Regions from separate parts of the Homo sapiens genome. Here region 1 is linked to region 2. A link is a loop called in an ENCODE intact Hi-C map of the cell type or tissue named here. Cell type or tissue: K562. All regions are shown on one strand. Each heading gives the region's core, and the rest is flanking DNA. Links, peaks and the distances in the headings are about the cores only.

The links. Peaks named below come from ENCODE experiments on the same cell type or tissue, not always from the same donor. Only the 100,000 strongest peaks of a DNase experiment are listed, where the experiment ranks them.
Region 1: it touches region 2 in a loop (4-fold over the local background); 6 of 110 quality-filtered maps call a loop at or near these places.

Annotation. Positions count from the first base shown.
Region 1 is chr18:30,994,825-31,005,394 of GRCh38, reverse strand. DSC3 (desmocollin 3) reads left to right here. Exons shown (of 16, transcript NM_001941.5): 13 at 1,029-1,253; 14 at 3,656-3,777; 15 at 8,347-8,604. Among named protein-coding and RNA genes, the nearest start is that of DSC3, 43 kb to the left of the region's middle. RefSeq lists an enhancer at 7,635-8,209. In K562, for the core only: a CTCF peak has its summit at 6,018; no DNase peak of the experiment used is centred there.
Region 2 is chr18:31,552,086-31,562,655 of GRCh38, reverse strand. It overlaps DSG2-AS1 (DSG2 antisense RNA 1), which reads left to right and starts at 5,745. Exons shown (of 6, transcript NR_045216.1): 1 at 5,745-6,693; 2 at 7,941-8,014. In K562, for the core only: CTCF peaks have their summits at 6,581 (motif pointing left) and 8,650 (motif pointing right); a DNase peak (open chromatin) is centred at 6,615; H3K27me3 peaks cover 776 bases.

The DNA of each region.
Region 1 (10,570 bases), core at 1,475-9,474, 560 kb after region 2:
TGACACTGTTGACAGGAGGACAATATGAAGGGGGCAGAGTTGAGTGAAGAAAAATCAGAGGCCAATGCACTACTGTGAATAACTGAGACATGACAATGGCTCCACTTGTTGTCTTGAGGGAGCGGAGAGATTTCAAGGATCTTACCTTAGACACAGTGTGGTCTTGAAGGGTCCTAAGTAAACCCAAGTGGTAATTCATATTCCTCTAGGGAGCCTTCAGGTATGAGGTGCAGCCAAAATCTTTGAAATTCTTACAGCTACAGCAGAGCATTTAATCAAGGCTTAGGAATTCCAGATGACTTCCAGGGTGTGTATTATGCTACTTTTTCATTTTACTTAGTCTATTATAAAAGCTCAGGGAGGCTGTAACTGCCATTGAAATTCTGTGGAGCTTTTGGTTAGTTGACAATATGGTCATTAAAATAATAGATCAAGACTATTGGGGAAAATTGACTATCAGAGTTGATAAAAGTGAATTGTTATATAGATATTTCTGTTTTGTGTAAGCCTTATAAGTAGCCTGAGTGACATTAATTAGCTTCTGGTACTAAGATTACTTCCAGATGCAAAGGTGTTAATCGTAAACAATCTATTGTGCTTTGAAAAATTACCTTATCCATATGAATAGTGCGCAAATACTAGAAGGTCAATGGATAAGAAACGTAAACTTCAGAAACTATTTGTGTGTACCTGTAGATACATTGGTACTAAAGAAAAATGCTTGAAGTGTATGTTAACAGCCAACCTAACAGTATTAGTTTGTATAGATAAACATTACTGGAATACTACTGGGCTACTCCAATGCCAAATTATTTCTTTAGGGCTCCCTTCTAAGGAATTACAAGGGACAACACATATAAGATAACAGTAGAGTTTGAAAGGGTTGAAGACAGTCCTCCATTTTTATTTATTTTCATCTGGCAGGCAGTTCCTTGAGAATGACGCCTTCAAAAACAAGCGTGATGAAACAAATGCTAAGGGAAGAATAAATGATCATTAAAAAATAAACTTCTTTTATTTTCTTTCAGATACAGCTGCCCGTCTTTCATATCAGAAAAATGCTGGATTTCAAGAATATACCATTCCTATTACTGTAAAAGACAGGGCCGGCCAAGCTGCAACAAAATTATTGAGAGTTAATCTGTGTGAATGTACTCATCCAACTCAGTGTCGTGCGACTTCAAGGAGTACAGGAGTAATACTTGGAAAATGGGCAATCCTTGCAATATTACTGGGTATAGCACTGCTCTTTTGTAAGTATTTTCACTTTCTTGAAGTTAAAATATATAATAAAAAATCTAGGTGTGGGAAAAGATGTTTAAAAAATAATCTCGTCCAAGCATCCATCAGATGTGAGTCTCTTTCCAAGTTCCTTTTGTATTATTACCTGAGTTGTGTTTGAATATTTTCTGTGACGGGAACATGATCCTTCTTGAGATAAAAGACTTTATGCTTAGACAGAATTGTTGAAAATTCCTTAGATTTCACAGAATCTGACAAACAAATAGTCTTTATTTCTTGGTTCCAGTGCTATTCCTTTTAGGGCTAAATAGAACAATCTAAAATTTCTGCCTTAGGAAACTCCACCAAAAGCCACTTTCATTCCATATCTTCTTACCGTCCAGCCACAGAGTTACGGGAGATGTTCTGTTCTCAGCAATGTCTCTTCTTGGGTATATCTTGCCAATTTTAAATTCTGTTAACCTCCTCCAGCCTAGATTAGCTTTGTTTTGTGATAAGAGTAGAAGTTAAGAGCAAAGAACTCAGGAATCAGACTGCCTGGGTTTGTACCCCAACTTCATTGCTTGTAAGCCATGTGACCTGGGGCAAATTACTTAACTGTGCTTCATTTCCTCACTGTAAAAGGAATAACTGTAGTAGCCTACCATATGGTGTAGCACTGAGGATTAAATGAGGTAATGCATGTGAAGTGCTTAGAACAGTACGTAGTAAATTTCTAATGTGTTCATTATTTTTCATCAAGTCAAAAAATAAACATATATCAAACACCTACTGTAGGCAGGAAACTGTTCTAGGTGCTTAGGAAAAATAGGGAAAGACAAACAAACAAACAAGCAAAAACAATCATTCTGCCTTGTGACAGTTAATGAATAAATTAAATGCTATGGAGGAAAAAAAAGAGAGGCAAATAATTAGGATCTGTAGTGCTGTGGAGTGTGTTGGTGAGGAGGGTATTGGTGCCAGTGATTGCAATTTTCAATAGAGAGTTAGGTCTGAGAAGATTATTTTTAATGATTTTTGGAAGAGGTGAAAGAGCCAGGCGGAACGCCTGGGGGAAGAACTTTCAGTCAGAGAGGGAAGTCAATGGAATGGCCCTAATTTGTGATTATGTCTGGAGAAACCAAGGAGTGGCAGGGAAACCAGTGTGGTGAGAGTGGACAAGGGGAAGAGGATTAGGAAATGGAGCCAGAAAGGTAGTGTGGGGCCATGTAGGGTAGGCAAGAGTTGGCACACTTTTTCTGTAAAGGATTAGATAGTATATATGTCAAGCTTTGCAGGCCATGTGTTTTCCATTGTATCCAATCAAATCTGTCCTTCAAACAGTAACACTGCTATAAAAATATGTGAATTATGGGCTTTACTGTGTTCCAATAGAACATTATATATGGACTGTAAAATTTGAATTTCATGTAATTTTCTTTTTTTTTTCTTTCTTTCTTTTTTTTTTTTTTTGAGGCAGAGTTTTGCTCTTGTTGCCCAGGCTGGAGGGCAATGGCAAGATCTTGGCTCACTGCAACCTCTGCCTCCCAGATTCAAGTGATTCTCCTGCCTCAGCCTCCTGAGTAGCTGGGATTACAGGCATGTGCCACTGTGCCCGGCTAATTTTGTATTTTTAGTAGAGACGGGGTTTCTCCATGTTGGTCAGTCTTGTCTCGAACTCCTGATCTCAGGTGATCCACCCGCCTCAGCCTCCCAAAGTGCTGGGATTACAGGCGTGAGCCACTGCACCCGGCTGTAATTTTCACATTATAAACTCTTATTCTTCTGAATTTTTTCAACCATTTTAAAATACAAAGTCTTAGCTCATAGGCCATACAAAAATATGTAGTGCTCTGGGTTTGGGGATTTTGCCAATGCACTATAGGGTCTTTTAGACTGGAAGAATTGTTGTTGTTCTTCTTAGTTTAATTATCATGTATTTTCAATCTCCCACAATTATGATTTAGAATAAGAATTCTTAATAGGCAAGATACAAAGTAGTTTCAATAAAGATAAATCTTTTCTAGGAAAGCAGTCTGTTTTTCTCATGTTTTTATGTACACAATTCTTTTTTTACATTTCATGTAGGAAAATTATTTTTAGGGGAATCAGTAAATTTTTTCAAAGTCTTTGTCTTAAATGTCAGTGATTTTTTTTCTTTATGTACTGCTTAACTCATAATTCTAAGTACTTTATTTTGATGGGCAGAATTCAATTAGTGAGATATAATGAAAAAATACAGATGATTGCTTCTGATTCTAAAACCTAAGCTATCTGGTGACATGTTAACTTAGAACAGCCAAGATAATTCATGGGAAACCATGCTTAGTGGATTTATTTTCCACTTTGATCCTTAGGTCGTAAGAAATAAATGATGATTATTTTATTCTATGTATGCTAAAGTAAGTTATTTTATTTTTATTTTTAAATTCAGCTGTATTGCTAACTTTAGTATGTGGAGTTTTTGGTGCAACTAAAGGGAAACGTTTTCCTGAAGATTTAGCACAGCAAAACTTAATTATATCAAACACAGAAGCACCTGGAGACGATAGAGTGGTAAGTAATTTTTAAATAAATATGTATTTGTATCTCCGATAATTTAATTCATCCTCATAAACTCATTTCAAAATTTAGGAGTTAATTTATATTTTTAATTGAATCAGATTTCATAGGCATAGATATTGTCTGTCAATATTCATATGTTTATATAGTGGTAATTTATTAAACTTCTTAATCCAGATGTATTATTTTAGTTATCTTTTTTCCACTCTAGTGTCATAGTTTAAACTTGTTCTTTGATGTTGAGTATTTATTATAACAATAGTTTTTTTTGCCTGCACTCTACAATGTATATTTCCAGATATAATTTGTTTATGTAACTTGTTGACCATTTATAATGGGGAAAAAAGCTTGCTAAAAGTTCTCAAGATAGCTAGGAAAATATCAATGAGATATATCTAAAAGAAAGGGAGAGGGGTTTGGAAGATTACTGCCACTCTCTTTCCTTATATATTTCTTAGGACTTCTGAGGTGCTTTTATGCTTCTTGTTTTGTGTAAAGTATATATATATATATATATATATACACACACACAAAGTATATATAAACACAAAGTATATATATACACACACATATACACAAAGTATATATATATACACACAAAGTATATATATATGTACACAAAATATATATATATACACAAAAGTACTTACAAGGCATGTTCTTACCTCAAAAAGATGCCAACTTATTTATGAGAAATAGATCCTACTTTATGGAAAAGCAAAATAGGAACATGACAATAAACCAATATGATAAAGCACTGTCAGAGTTCAAAAACACCTATGATACCTAAATGTACTCATGTAGTTTGGATCAACCAGAAAGGCTGGTGACAAGAGGTACAGCTTACTTGGTAACTTAAAGAATAAGAAGGGTTTGAAAGTGAAGAGACGGTGAGAATAGCTAAAGAAGAGGAAAACAGCATAGCCTACAAGACAGGAGATGATAAAGTTTAGGGGCTATTTAGCAAATAATAAATAAATTGATTTAGAATAGAAGAAATCATGTGTTGGAAAAGAGGCTTGAAACAAGTTCGGTGTTAGAGAAGAGAATATTAAGAAACAAGTGGGAGATAGGACTTCTAAATGCTGCACTAAGGATTTCGGATTTATTCTCATGGTAAAGGAGAGCCAGCCAAGGCTTTTCTACAGGAGAGAGGTATAATCAAGCAGCGTGAAGCTGAGTCAGTAGGGGGATCAGTGAGAATAGGAAGACATCAGGGTTGGGGAAGATGAAAGCTTAGTTTAAGCATGAGTTAATTCTACCAGGATGATGGTAATTGTTATATTAAGATAGGGATGAATAAGAAATATTTCAAAGGTATAAAGGATAAGCTTGTTGACTGACTGAACTTAAGGAACAAAGTAAAAAGCAGAGTCAAAGTGGCAGAGGCTATAGCCAGGGACAACGACTACATATCCAGCCTTTTCTATGTCTCGGGGTGAAGATGCCTTTCTTATTCACTATTTCTCTCTTCAACTCCTCCACACCACCATGCAAAATCATAGCCCATCTATGCTTGACGTGCCTACATGTAGAAACCTGTGATGATCTCTCCAGCGAGAAAGCAGGTTTAATCCCTTGACAGTCCTTGACTCATAGTAAGTTCTTATTTTATTTTTAAGACCGGCATGGATGACTTTTACTTAATATCTGTTCTTTGCCATTTAATGCTAGAGCTGATGATATTGAGTGGCCATTTCACAATATGTACCTGTTCTGTGTTAGGAACACTTCTAAAAGGGGCTTGGAATTATTAATTTATACAAAAACATAAAATTTCATCTTGAATCTATAAACTTGCTTTAATACAATGAGTAAAAGTGATCATTTTAGCTTTGGATCTGAATTTCACTTGAAGGCATGCACATGGGATTAGGAGTTGGGTGAATAATCAGGACTGGAAAAGTAAACCTAGAAATTATTGACATGGATAAAGAGTTGTTGATACCCTGTGAGAAGGAACTTTGGGAAATGTGGATGGAGGAGGACAGAAAGGAGCAGAGAATAAAAGTATGAAAGCTAGCCCTGTAGGCTCAGCATTGCTTTTAGTTTATTTTAAATTCCTCTTTTATTCACTTAGAAATATGATCTTTGAACTTGTGTTTATTACAACGAAATTATACCATCAAGAAGATTTAATAATTAGGAGGGTTTTTTTTTTTCCTTTTTTGTAATTGAATTTTATTGTAATGGCAACTTAAATAAAAAAATGTAGGGTAGCACTGCCACCAAATGGCTACTTTTCAATTCTTTTTTTCTGGTATTTTTTTCTAAGGCAATGCGACAGTAAGTATGACTTTTGTAGATATATTTCAGGTTCAATAAATCATCTGTATTTGAAAAATCTTTCAATTTAGTTAAAGACTGCATTTTAAGTAGAAAAAAATTTAAATTGATAGGAAGGTGGCACAAAGGAACCTGAATGTAATGGAGGTTCTTGTCCTGAAAGTAATGTAACTGTTTGTAATGAAAACTGACATGTCGAGGTTACCACTGTAACTAAACTTCTGTCCTATGGCTCAGAGGGTCGGAGTGAAGTTCCAGTATTAAGTTAATGTTTAATGAAGACTTTTTCATTTTAAAGCATTTCCTTGACTCTTTGTCATCCTCTAGTTCCCTCCACATCTCTCTTTTTCTTTCAAACTGAACTTTAGGAAAGAAAAAATTATATTTGATTTCTCTATAATACTCCTTCCTGCTTACCCAGCACTCCCTGGAAATTCTTTTGGCAAAGCTCATCAATGGCTATTCTTTCACTTAAATCCAATGGGCGCTTATACTTTAATTGAACCCATTCTTACCTTGCTGTGATTTTTCTGTTGTTGTTGTTAACATCATTGGCTGCTCCCACTCCTTACCATATTCTCTCTTCATGGCTTCAGGGTCCTGCCACTTTGGTTTTCTCTGTTATCTCAGTGGCTATTCAGATCTGGCCTGTCACAGCTGTGTTTCTCTTACCCTCCCCTTAAAATGTGATTTTTCTTGTGGTTCTATCCTTAGCCCTTTTTTATTTTGGTTGACAATTTTCTCTGGATAGGTCCTCTATTCCCATGGCCTCAACTATCACCTATTTGGGAGTGTCTCCCAGAATTATATCTCCAGCTCAAATCTCTCATCTGAGTTCCAAATCCGCATATTCATATATTCATCTTGGACATCCCACATGTTTCTAATGTTTACCATGTTCAAACTTTAGTTGCTCACTCTCCTCTTGCCCATAAGCACATCTTTCCTCCCTGTTTCAGTGAGTTGTACCATCTACCTGTTTGCCTTCATGGAACACAAAAGAATAATTTCTAACTCTGTCCTTGATTGCCTCATCCATCTAGATACTTGTAGGCTCTCTGTGGAGTCCATCTACTTCTTTCAGTCATCACTGCTTCCTCCTTGGCTTAGGTCCTTATCATTTTTACCTGGAATATCAGATCAGATCAGATGCAGTGACCCCCATCTGATCTCCATGAACTTAAATTTGTCTTCTTATTTGTCTTCCACATTATTGCCTAGAATGATATTTTTGAAATGTGTTTCTCTCTGTAATGAGTTAAAATTCTTCACAGTCCCTGTGATCTTCATAATAAAGTCTATTTTTTTAGCATAGCATATAGATCTTTATATCTTATGGCCTTTTATAACCTTTCTAACTCCCCCCAACCCTAATCTTATGTGGTAGCTGTTCTCAACTGATTGAAGTTGGGGACCCCTGAAGGACATTGTTTGCCTTTTGCCTCCAGACCCTTCTACAGTGGTTGCCTTGTTTGTCCCACTCCTACTAGTCCCTAGTCTCTTAGCTCAGAGTTTTTCCAGTTACCTGTTCTATTCCACCTACCCTGTTTGGATTTGAATTTTAATGCTCTACTTCTGTGCTCTTGTAACATTTTGTGCTCACCCACATAGTAGAGTAATCACATTCTCAAAGTATTTGTTTTTCTCTCTCCCTGGAATAAGATCTTCTTGGAGCCATCGAGAGACTATGTCTATCTTTATATCCCTAGGCTTTTGCATTTGCTATGGTGAAATTTGTCCCTAAAAGCTGATATGTTGGAAACTTAATCCCCAATGCAACAGTGTTGAGAGGTGAGACCTTTAGTAGGTGATTAGGTCATGAGGGCTCTGCTCTCATGAATGGATTACTGTCCTTATCATGAGAATGGGTTTATTATCATGAAAGCTTATTGTAAAAGCAAGTTCAGCCCCCTGTTGCTCCTCTCTCCCTCTCTCCCTCTCCCTCTCACTCGTGCTCTTTTGCCCTTCCACCTTCTGCCATGGGATGGGCCCTCGCCAAATGTGAACTCCTTGATCTTGGACTTCCCAGACTTCATAACTGTAAGAAATAAATCTCTGTTCTTTAAAAATTAACCAGTCTCAGGTATTCTGTTATAGCAGCACAAAATGAATGAAGACAGTATCTGGGCACATAATTAGAAACTGATAAATGTCTGTTGAATGAATGAATGAATGAATGAATAAAAGGTTGAACAAATATTCTCTCTCCTTTGCCTTCTCATGACAACTTAGAATCCATTTCCTCTCAACATGAATTATTTCATTTTATTATTTCAGTGCTCTGCCAATGGATTTATGACCCAAACTACCAACAACTCTAGCCAAGGTTTTTGTGGTACTATGGGATCAGGAATGAAAAATGGAGGGCAGGAAACCATTGAAATGATGAAAGGAGGAAACCAGACCTTGGAATCCTGCCGGGGGGCTGGGCATCATCATACCCTGGACTCCTGCAGGGGAGGACACACGGAGGTGGACAACTGCAGATACACTTACTCGGAGTGGCACAGTTTTACTCAACCCCGTCTCGGTGAAGTGAGTTTCCTTAGGTGTTTTGAGTCTAAAATTTAAACCTCCGAATGGAGAAAAATAGACAATTCAAATTAACATATATTTTCTGTATTTTTCTGTGGGCTCTCTCTTGCTTGCTCTGTTCATTTTCCCGTGCTCTTTGATTTTGTTACATTATTTAATTTAAAAGAGATTTTATTTCATTTTTCATATTTCATTTAATTTATAAAATCCCATAAATATAGGATGTTTTTAATATTCTTCACTAACGTCTCATTTTTAGTTGTGTATTTACCTCATGAACCCTTTTGATATAGAAGATCGTGAAAGTAATTCTAGTTCCTCACAATTACAAACTTTTCAAATGAAATCTGTATTTCTCTGTGAAAACACCAACATTTGTATGCAGTTTTAGGATAAAGATTAAATAGCATGATTTATATATATTTTTATCTTATTGCAAATTGACAAAATTTAATTGTATATGTTTATGGGGCACAAAGTGATATTATGATTTATGTCTGCAATGTAGAATGATTAAATCACACTTAACATATGCATCACCTCAAATACTTATTTTTTGTGGTGAGAACATTTGAAATGTACTTTCTTTGCAATTTTGAAATATAACATATACTATTATTAACTATAGTCACCATTGCAGGACATATTTTAAATATACAAAGCACCATGCGAATGTAAAGTGCTTTTATTTTAAGGAAAGCAAGAATATGAAAGAAAGAAGGAATTAAAATAAGGAATTCTCTGTTCATACCAAAATCACCTATGAAGCAGAAGCTTTTTTCTTTCTTTTCTTTTTTTTTTTTTTTTTTTTTTTTTTTTAAGGCAGGGTCTTGCTCTGTCGCTGAGGCTGGAGTTCAGTGGTGCAATCTCCACTCACTGCAGCCTTGACCTCCTGGGCTCAGGTGATCCTTCTATGTCAGCCTCCTGAGTAGCTTGGACTACAGGTATACACCACCACACCTGGATAAATTTTGTATTTTTTGTGGAGAAGGTGTTTTGCCATGTTGCCCAGGTTGGTCTCCAATTCCCAGGCTCAAGTGATCCACCCACCTTGGCCTCCCAAAGTGCCGGGATTATACGCATGAGCCACTTGGCTTGGCAAAATCCTCTATGAAGCTTTTAAAACATAACTAATGGCTGTGTTCTACTCTAAAAGATTCTAATTTAATGAATTTGGGGTTTTTTGTTTGTTTTGTTTTTGTTTTACATTTCCGAGATGATTCAAATGTGCAGCTAGGTAGAAAGCCACTGGATTAGACACTCTTCTGGACTAAATTTTTACCTCTTTTATCAGAGGATACCAGTGCCATTGCAGGACAAACAGTAGACCTTTAATCCTTGAATGGAATGCAAATGGGTGATACTCTGGTATAGGGCTGTAGGTTATGTATCCATAGCATTTTGGAGGGTCAAATTCAAGTGTTAATTCTTTTTCTACTTCTAGACAGTCAGTATTTATGTAATATCAGGTTGAGATGGAGTGAAGCTTAAGACATAGTCTTAGGAGGGTTCCTCAGTTGCACACCAGGTAATGGGAGGTAAGGCTAACAATGTCATGAAGAAAGAACGTAAGCCATGCCAATGAACTCCACATAGGCAAGGAGTGGGCACACAGGTGAGGAAAGGGAGGAGACATGGCAGTTGACGAGTTGGCAGACAGGCCAGTGGCAGAGAGGGTAGATGTGGCTGAATGCATGGCGTCTTCATTATAAAAGCCCAGTTTTTGCAATATGGGTCATGTTCATTCTTTTTAATTTCATTGAACTTTTCGATGCATGTATATATTTTGCCATGTTTGAGTATCTTGGAAACTTGCTTCTGAAGTTAATGTGGTAAATCCTACCTAGTTTATAACTGCATATAATAGTGATTCAAGTTAACATGTATTGTACCTTTAATATGTGCTGGGCATAATAAGTGTATTATGCGTCATTATTTTGTCATTAATTTCTAAAATAATCTTGTT
Region 2 (10,570 bases), core at 1,708-9,707:
TTCTTGTTCCCGTCATCATTTCTTTAGCTGGGGTGAACTGTCTGATGATGCAAAAGCCAAGAGACAAACCACCAGCTTTATATATTGTATAGCTTCTCCAACTCACCCATCAAATGGGGGCAAAATAATAGATAGTACTGATCACTAGGACTGTTGTGAGGATCAAATCAGACAATAGTATGAGAAATGCTCAGCATAGGGCCTGTCCAGAGAAGGTACCCAGTGCATACTGGATTCTTTACTAGTGGTGTGATCACCATCACCCTTGTCGTGTGCCAGGTTCTCTCTGTGCTTCAGAGTATTATTATTCCAAAGGGAAATGCACATTGAATTTTCTCTCTTAAGAACTACTTGCAGTAGAACACCCTTTGACTGGGGTAAGAACCCTTGAGTAACAGAGGCCACTGTGTCCAAAAGCTTTACCTGTGTATAGGTGTGCCACAGTTGCATGAACCTCACCTTTGGCTTGCTCATCTAAAAAGTGGACCAATAAACCTTGCAACTGACACACAAGTTTAGAAAGGTCAGATAGCATGGTGGGTAGATCTATTCCAGGTTCCCTTGCAATTACCAAAAGGGTTGTAACTTTCAATGCTTCATTAATCCACATGTAGCACTGCACAGAGCTGATTTTTTTCTTTTTTTTTTTTTTTTTTGAGATGGAGTCTCGCTCTGTTACCTAGGCTGGAGAGGAGTGGCGTGATCTCGGCTCACTGCAAGCTCCGCCTCCCGAGTTCAAGCAATTCTTCTGCCTCAGCCACCTCAGTAGCTGGGATTACAGGCATCCGCCACCACACATGGCTAACTTTTTGTATTTTTAGTAGAGATGGGGTTTCACCGTGTTGGCTAGGCTAATCTTGAACTCCTGACCTCAGGTAATCCTCCCATCTTGGCCTCCCAAAGTGCTGGGATTACAGGTGTGAGCCACCACACCCGGCCCACAGCTCATTTTGAAGGAACTCTACCAATAACCTGCTGTTTACAATTTTTACATGATAAACAACATAGTAGCAAACATCCTTATATACATATCTTTTCATAATTTTAAGACTCTCTTGAGGTAAGATCCTAGAAGCTGGGCTGAAGAATTTGGTTCTCTTTCCATGGGTCGGGTCATTGGAATGTTCAGAGGATGCACCCGGTAGCAGATGCTCTTCCTCCCTAGTTATCAGGGCTATGTCAGGAGGAGGGGGAAAGAGACATGAGGATTTTGTTTGCCTCTATGTTCCTTTTACTTCCTTGATAGTTTGTCTTGGTTTATCCTATTTCTTTTTCTAACCCCCTGGCTTCTACTTTTGGCCAAATATTACTGGAGTATGTATGAGAGTAGAGGGAGACGCAGACGGGTCGGGGATGCAGGGAGTGGAAATATTGAGGGAATATTCCTTTTAATCATTATCTTTATTTTTATTTCATTCCAGCTTCTCAATGTGGATCAGGTGGGTGGATTTTTCTAATTTTTAAGACTATAAATCTTAAACGAATTTCTCTAATTTTTAAGACTCTAAGTCCTGTACTAGCAAGAACATGGATTTTTCTACCCTTCCTTAGAGTGCTCCAGATTATGTGGGAATTTTATTTCTCTTTGTTTGCAAGAGAAACTCCTAAAGAGCTCATTCCTTAGAAAAGCATGAATTTCCGCATGTCTCTTTAACCATCAATTTAGCTGCTCTCAAAGAAATCTGAAGAATGCTTTGCTTGTGTGTCTTTTTCCTTCTGTGTCCACTTTTAACTAAATGTCTCTTTCCAGTGTCTCCATTTCTAATTAATAAGAAGGGAGTTAGCTGGACTGATTATTCTTTGTCATCCCATTGTGGCCAGATCTTTGAACAGTCTATCTCTTGGGCTTCTAGACAACCTGCAGATGGCCACTTTTAGGTTCAGTACCTCTCTCATCCAGTCAGCTGTTGGTTGAGTGTGTGGTAGGGTGTGTATCATATGGAATGGAAAGATCCTCGGATGCTCTAGAATTCCGAGTGAGGTGAAGGGCATTCAGCGGACCTTGGGTGCTCTTACTCAGGGATTTCTTTTAAATTGGCAAGCTAGTCCAGGGGCAGTGCCAGCACTTTGGGAGGCCGAGTTGGGAGGATCACTTGAGCCCAGGAGTTCAAAACCAGCCTTGGCCACATAGCAAATCCCCATCTCTACAAAAAATATATAAAAAAAATAGCTTGATGTGGTGCGTGCCTGTGGTCCCATCTACTCTGGAGGCAGAGGCAGAAGGATCACTTGAGTCTGGGAGATTGAGGCTGCAGTGAGCTATGATTGTGCCACTGCACTCCAGCCTGGGCAACAGAGTGAGACCTTGTCTCAAGAAAATAAATAAATAAATAAATAATAAATTGGCAAACTAGGAGAGAAAAAGCATGGTAAGTATAGCCTGGCATTTTTGTTAAAAAAAAAAAAAAGCTTCTAAAAAATGTCTACACATACATTTACCCCATGACCCAGCAATTTAGGTATTTGCCCCAGAGCAATGAAAACATATGGCCACCAAGGCTTGAACATGAATGTTTATAGTAGCTTCATTTTTGATAACACAAAACTGAAGACAGTCTGGGTGTCCATCAATATGAGAATGGAAAAACAATTTTGACATAATTATACAATAGAACGCTACTGCATTCCATTGCAAAATAGTTTCTTTTCTACAAAAAGAAATGTGTTACTGGTACACACAACCTAGATGAATCTCAAAAAATTATGCTGAGTGATAGAAGTCTATTCCAGAGTCCACACTATATGACTCCATTTATATAAAGTTCTAGGAGAGGCAAAACTAAAAAAAATTTAAATAAAAAAGTCATTGCCTCTCAGAGATAGAGATGAGGCCTGAGCAGGAAGAGGTATTGGTATTTTCTGGGGTCATGGTCATTTTCACATCTTGAAAGGGGTTTGGTTACACGGGTGTATGCATTCTTCAAAACTTAGCAAATGTACACTTAAAATTGGTGCATTTCATGCTATGTGATTTTGCCTCAGAAGAAAAAAAATGTAAATAAATCTTGAACTGTAATTCAACTCTGATGTGTTCAGCGTATGGATGTATTTAAGTATACTTATGGCTATAATTTAATTTGAAATTCACCAAGAGAAATAAGATGGATTGATCAATGGATACAGACATGGATAGATATGTAATAAACTAAGAACAGTAAAATATTAATAGTGAAATCTTGGTGGTAGAAATTCAAGTGTTCACTGAAAATTCTTTCAGTTTGCTATGTGTGTGAAAAGTTTTCCAATAGAATGTTGGGGAAAATGTCTATTGAAATATGATATACCATTCAATTAACAACAAATAGTCATGCACGTGTCATATATAAAGCATTGTGATATGTACTAAAGATGCAAGAATGAAGAAAGACAAAGCTTTTGGCTCGGAGCTTTCACAGTTTCATAAAGGAGACCAAAGTACCAAATTGTTAGGGGAACAAACATGTCAACAATTTTCTGGAATCGTCTAATTTCAAGTACTTTACTTTTATTTGTTTTATGTGTAAAAGAAATGCATTTTATTATTATTTATGTTTCTGTTTCTATTTTTATATATTTCAGGGGTACAAGTGCAGGATTTTTAAATTTTCATTTTTTTAAAGCATAGTCTTTGTCATCTGGGCTGGAGTACAGTGGCACAGTCATGGCACACTGCAGCCTTGAATTCCTGGGCTCTAGTGATCTTCCCATGTCAGCCGCCCAAGCAGCTGAGACCGCAGGTGTACACCACCATGGCCACCTAATTTCTTAAAATTTTTGTAAAGACGAGGTCTCACTATGTTGCCCAGGCTGGTCTAGAACTCCTGGGCTCAAGCAATCCTGCTGCCTTGGCCTCCCAAAGTGATGGGATTACAGGCATGAACCACCAAGCCCGGCTGCAGATTGTTTACATGCTCGGATTGCATAACAGTTACATCTAGGCTTTTTAGTGTACCCATCACCGGAACAGTGAACGTTGTACCCAAGAGGTAATTTTTCAATCCTTACTTTCTCCTCCCTTCTCACCTTTTGGAGTCCCCAGTGTCTATTATTCCACTCTGTATGCCCACGTGTACCCACTGTTTAGCTTCCACTTATAAGTGAGAACATACGGTTTTTTTTTTTTTTTTTTTTTTGAGACAGAGTTTCACTCTTGTTGCCCAGGCTGGAGTGCAATGGTGAGATCTCGGCTCACCGCAACCTCCGCCTCCCAGGTTCAAGCGATTCTCCTGCCTCAGCCTCCCGAGTAGCTGGGATTACAGGCATGCACCACCACACCCGGCTAATTTTATATTTTTAGTAGAGATGGGGCTTCTCCATGTTGGTAAGGCTGGTCTCAAATGACTTTCTGTTTTTGAGTTATTTCACTTAGGTTAATGGCCTCCAATTCCATCCATGTTGCTGCAGAAGACATGATTTCATTCTTTTTTATGGCTGAGTATTATCCCGTGGTATATATGTACCACAGTTTTTTAATCCAGTTGATGGATTAAATTGGACACTTAAGTTGATGGACACTTAGGTTGATTCCATATTCAAGTACTTTATTTTTAAACGTAAGGAATTCTTTAAGTAAATGACTCCATGTTATTTTGATTGACTAATTTTGTAAGTGTTTTTATGTAAACAAACTCACAAGTTAGGAAAAAAATCTTTCATCAAATGCTGTCTTCTAATTTTGTTTAGGGAAATGTTTTTCTCATAACCATACCTTGCCTGTCTGTTGCCTCTGTGACCTATTGACATAATATTTAAAATTTACTTTACAGCAAGAAAAGGGCACTGAAAATGCACGGAAAAGTCAATGAAAGTCAGAAGAAAAAAAGGTTAATATTTAAGGTTGACTTTGGTTGGAGTTAACTTCAACTTTCCCCCACCCTCTTCCTGCAGAATCTCCTCCTTCCAGCTGAGGATTCTTTCTAAAACCTGGTTATAAGGTGTCTTGCTCACAATTGTCTGTGGCTCTTTACTGCATAAAGAGTCTGGTCCCACAGCCTTAGCTGCTGTTCCAAGTCCTCCACAGGGTGGCCTGTACCTGCCTCTTCACCCACACCTTCTGCTGTGCTCACCGCCTCTAATCCCTTACCCGCTAGCCACCCTCACCTGTGTGAGGTAAGCTTCTGATCTAGGTGGTCCTTCCTCCTGTTTACTTACTCTCTGGATTAGTTCATTTTTGCATTACTATAAAGAAATACCTGAGGCTGGTTATTTATTTATTTATTTATTGAGACGGAGTCTCACTCTGTCGCCCAGGCTGGAGTGCAGTGGCGCGCTTGGCTCACTGCAACCGCTGCCTCCCAGGTTCAAGCGATTCTCCTGCCTCAGCCTCCTGAGTAGCTGGGATTACAGACGCCCGCCACCACGCCCGGCTAATTTTTGTATTTTTAGTAGAGACGGGTTTCGCCATGTTGGTCAGGCTGGTCTTGAACTCCTGACCTCAGGTGATCTGACTGCCTCAGCCTCCCAAAGTGCTGGCATTACAGGTGTGAGCCACTACACCTGGCCTGAGGCTGGTAGTTTATAAAGAAAAGAGGTTTAACTGGCTCACGGTTCTGCAGGTGAACCAGAGGTGTGGTGCTGGCATCTGCTTCTGGTGAGGGCCTCAGGAAGCTTCCAATTATTGGCGGAAGGCGAAGTGGGTGTATCACATGGTGAGACCAGGATCAAGAGAGAGGGGAGAGAGGGGCTACGCTTTTAAAAAACAACCAGATCTCGCGTGAACGACCTGAGCGAGAACTGGCTCATCACCAAGGGGATGGCACGAATCCGTTCCTGCGGGATCGGTTCCCATCATCCAATACCTCCCACCAGACTCCACTTCCATCATTGGAGGTCACATTTCAACTAAGATTTGGAGGGGACCGTATCCTAACTATATTAACTTCCAATTTTCATCGAAAGCCCACCTGTCTAAGAAGAGCTCCTAGACATTCCCTTTCCCCTTCAACTTGGAGGAATTGGGAATGACAAAGAGAAATTAATCAAAAGAAGAATTAATCTCTCCAATCAGCCTTGGCATTTTCTTTCTATCTTTGATATGTTGTTTTTTACAGTGTCTTGGTTTTCAGAATAAGCTGTTTGTAACTACTTCCTCCACTATATTGTGAGCCTCTGGAGGGCAAGGTCTGGGCCTTACTCATCTTTGAGTAATTTTAAAGCCACTAAATAGGGCTCTGCACATAGTGAGAATTCAACATATGCTTAGTTGAATCTAATATTTCAGAAAAAGTCAACATCTATTCTTTAAGATAGCCCACAGCAGGCTGAGTGTGTTATTCGTAAATCCATTGGCCAGCGTCATTTCCTCCAAAGTGCAGCATTTTTGATAGAACCAAAGGCTCATGACTGACCTTCAGAAAGACATTTTGTATTTCACCATCAAAGAGTGGTATGGGTTTTATTAGACTTCCGTAATCCAGGTCTCGTTTCTCAGGCAACTCTGAAGCGTATCACACTTTATCTGAGAGGGTCACAATTAGTGAAGGAAGGAATTGGCCTTTGCAAGTTTGTGTTGCTCACGAACTTATTAAATTGCTTGATTTTTTTTTTTCTTCCTAGCTTTGATAGATTGACTTTGCCTCTTTTACTGCGTGCATAGTGCCATCTTGTGGCCATAAAGCATATAACACTCATAGTTATGCCACAGTGCTTCTGTTCCATCTTATTTCTGTAGTCCAGAGGATCTCTTAAGTGTAGAAACACATGGATTATTACTAGGTGAGCATACATATAGTTTACTGCTAAGCCAATTCAACCTGGTACATCTAGTTGGGGTATATCTAGAAGCATTTAAGATGCTTGTATTTTGTGCGTTTTCCAACTTCTTTCATTGAAGTATCCCAATCCAGTGTTTTTCTTTGAAAAAGAACCCATGTAAACTAGGGAAACAATAGATGTGGTCCTTGGAGAGGCTGGAATGAGAAACTCAAGATTACTTTAGAAGGGTCCAACTCAAGAGGGGTTGCAAAACCAAACTTCCTGCTAGAAGAAGCTGAAAGCTGTAGACGAGGGGCAGGGGAACATATAGGGTACGTCTTAATGTATAGCCTCGGGTAAAAAGAAAGAAGAATAAAACAGATCTTTAATACAGTGAGTAAAATCTCCAACAATCCAAGTAACCAGAATATAGGAACTGAAAGAGATTTTGAACCATTGCAAATAGATCGTGTCCTGCACTGAAACCTCTGTAGTTTTCCTCAGAATCCCTCAAACCCATTGAGAATCCATCAATTCAGACTTAACAATGAGAACTAACTTGGGCTTGGGATGCAGCAGATTAAATGTTGTCAGTTAAATGAATCATGTGCAGGTTTAGAAAACCAGTCTGAAAATTTTGTTTGGATTTTTGCAATTGTCCTGCTTAAATGTACCAAAAACCCTTACCCTCTGAGACAGGTAAATTCCTCCCACCACAGTTCACCATTCTTCCTATGACTGGCCCTCTGTTCATTCAGTCACCAGCTATTTCTTTTGTTGGTTGATACTGGAGTAAGTATGAGGTGACAAACATCAAAAAGGCCCATTCCTGCCTTCATTTATCTCAATACCCACTGACAGTACACAGGGGAACAATGCGGGATGCAAATCAATTCTTCAACAGCTTTATGACCCTAACTTCAGAGATCCTATCTATAGGAACAATGGAAATGCAAATGGTCAGTACCTGGTGCTACCTGACTTTTAGCAACAACGAAGTGGGCCAAAGTGCAGCCTGATTAATGTTTAATTACAAATATATTTCTGTTCAGAACTCAGCATGCAATCCTCGTCAACACTGGGGGACCGTTTCAAGTCTGGTAATAATTGAGAAGGAAGCAACCACTACTAATAGGCCTAAAGGAACAAGGAGAGAGCGTGGGTCCAGGAACTCAGAGAGGGAGTTGCTCTATAGAGAGATGCATGACAGAGGGAGGTAGAGGGAGAGATGCCCTGATCTCATTTTTCTCTTTCTCACCAATCTCTAGCCAAGGCCATCACTGGCCAAGCCCATCTAAAAGCCAGAGGCAGCAAGCAGTGCCCGTTGAAACATCCATAAAAGGTAAGCTCCTGGGTCTCAGAGCAGGGTGAAGAAGAGCAGAGAGTGAGTATGAAGAGGCAAATGGAAAATACCCGGCCCAGGGTGTATCTGGATTTTTAACAGAGACACACATTCCTCATCACATGGTTTTTCAATCTGGATAGGTGGGTTTTTGTAATCTGTGGAGCAATGTGAGTCCATTCCCATCCACTGATGGACTTGATACTGTATGTTTCATATCATGCCAATAATGCATTATAGCAAGTGGGGCAGGGGTATGATGGAAGGTGTGAGGGACAGAGACAATGCTGAAAGCTTCTTGATTAGCACGAGGGTAGAAAGAAAGTCAGAGATTGAATGGCATAGCAAGATCCACAAAGTGCAAGCTCAAGGTTCACATATATCATTTGTGAAATAGTAGAATATCTGAAGGTTGACTGTGATAAATTAAAGACGCATATTGTAATTTCCAGAACCATTGTAATCACCCAATGGGTTCTTCCTGCCACTGCACAGACAAAACCAATTCACTGAGACCATGACATTACAATAAAGAAAGAGTTTAATTGAAATGGGCTGGCCATACCACGTGGGAGATTGTTATCAAATCAATCTCCCTGAAAATTCGGAGGTGAGGGTTTTTCAAGGATAGTTTGGCCAGCAGGGGGATAGGGGAATGGATGCTGCTGATTGGTTGGGGATGCAATCATAGGGGTGTGGAAAACGGTCCTAGTGCACCAAGTCTGCTACAGGATGGGGGCCACAGGAGCAGTTGAGCCAAGAGTCGTGGGTATCCAGTCGTCAAAAATGCAAAAGTAGCAAACGACATCCCAAAAGGCCAGTCTTATTTTCTATTATAATAATGTTATCTGCCAGAGTAATTGGGGAAGTTGCAAATTTTGTCACTTCCCGAATAATGGATGGTAATTGTTTACTCCTACACCTTAGCAGACTAGAAGCCCCTTTCATCCTCCTAACCTGGTGGGCTTTCATTAGTTTTATAAAGGTGCTTTAGTTTTAGGGAAAGGTTCTTCTCATGTAAACTATAACCTAAATTTCTCCCAAAGTTAGCTTAGCCTAAGCCCAGGAAAGACCAAAGGCAGTTTGGAGGTTAAAGGCAAGATAGGGGTTGGTTAGATCAGATCTCTTTCATGTTGTAATTTTCTCATTGTTATAATTTTTGCAAAGGTGGTTTCACTCTGAAGTTCCCCCCAAATCTTTACACAATGATAGAAATGTTCTAGATTTGTGCTGTCCAATTGGTAGCCGCTTGCCACGTAGAGCATAGCCCTAGAATGTAAGTACAAATCTAAATGGGAAAAAAACTGAATTTTCCCTAGTGCAAACAAGGAAAACTTTCCCTTGCCATCTCTCATCTCTCTTTTCTTAGAGTATTTAGTTTAAAAAACTTGCAGTTGTTACTTCTTTCTCTATCTCCTTTGCCAGCTTTATAACCAGGGATGTCCTTCTGAAGGACCTGGGGCTATCTTTTTGAAATGTTAACATCAAGGAAGCTAGCCTCCCTATCTTCCCATCTCCATGGGTGCTCGCTCCAAATTATAACTAGCTACCTATCAGAGAGATCTAAGAAGTTTTATTATTTCTTTGAATAAAGGCAATTAGCAAACACAATAGCCCCCTCAATTACTAGGTGAGTTTAAGATGAGCTATGTATGACAAACGGTGCTGTCAAATCCTCTGACTTGAGGACAAGCTATAGTTTATCTTGTGAACAGGTATGTTCTAAATGGCTGCATAAAAAGCAAGAACTTTTTGTCTTTGCAATTTCTTTTTTTTCTTCTTTTGTGAGATGGAGTTTCACTCTTATTGCCAGGCTGGAGTGCAATGGCGCGATCTCAGTTCACCGCAAACTCCACCTCCCGGTTCAAGCGATTCTCCTGCCTCGGCCTCCTGAGTAGTTGGGATTACAGGCACCTGCCATCTGCCCAGCTAAGTTTTTTATTTTTAGTAGAGATGGGGTTTCTCTGGTCAGACTGGTCTCGAACTCCTGACCTCAGGTGATCCGCCCGCCTTGGCCTCCCAAACTGTTGGGATTAAAAGCATGAGCCACTGTGCCCAGCCTGTGGTTTCTTTTCTCTCTCTCTCTTTTTTTTTTTTAGACAGAGTCTCGCACTGTTGTCCAGGCTGGAGTGCAGTGGTGTGCTCTCGGCTCACTGCAAGCTCTGCCTCCCAGGTTCAAGCAATTCTCCCGAGTAGCTGGGACTACAGGTGCCCGCCACCATGCCCGGCTAATTTTTTGTATTTTTAGTAGAGACGGGGTTTCACCATGTTAGCCAGGATGGTCTTGATCTCCTGACCTTGTGATCTGCCCGCCTCGGCTTCCCAAAGTGCTGGGATTACAGGCGTGAGCCCCTGTGCCCGGCCCGCAGTTTCTTTAGGAGCTACCTGTGATGTGCCTCACCTTCAGGGTTTAATGCTTATTCAATGATGACACTGTTTTCTTTCTCCTTTACTTTGTGGAAAGGTTTTTTAGGTTGAGAGGAAATTTTGTTGTTAGTTATATTTCCTCAGTAAGAGCAACCAATTAAAAAGTAAACACAAGCGGGTGTAGGTGAA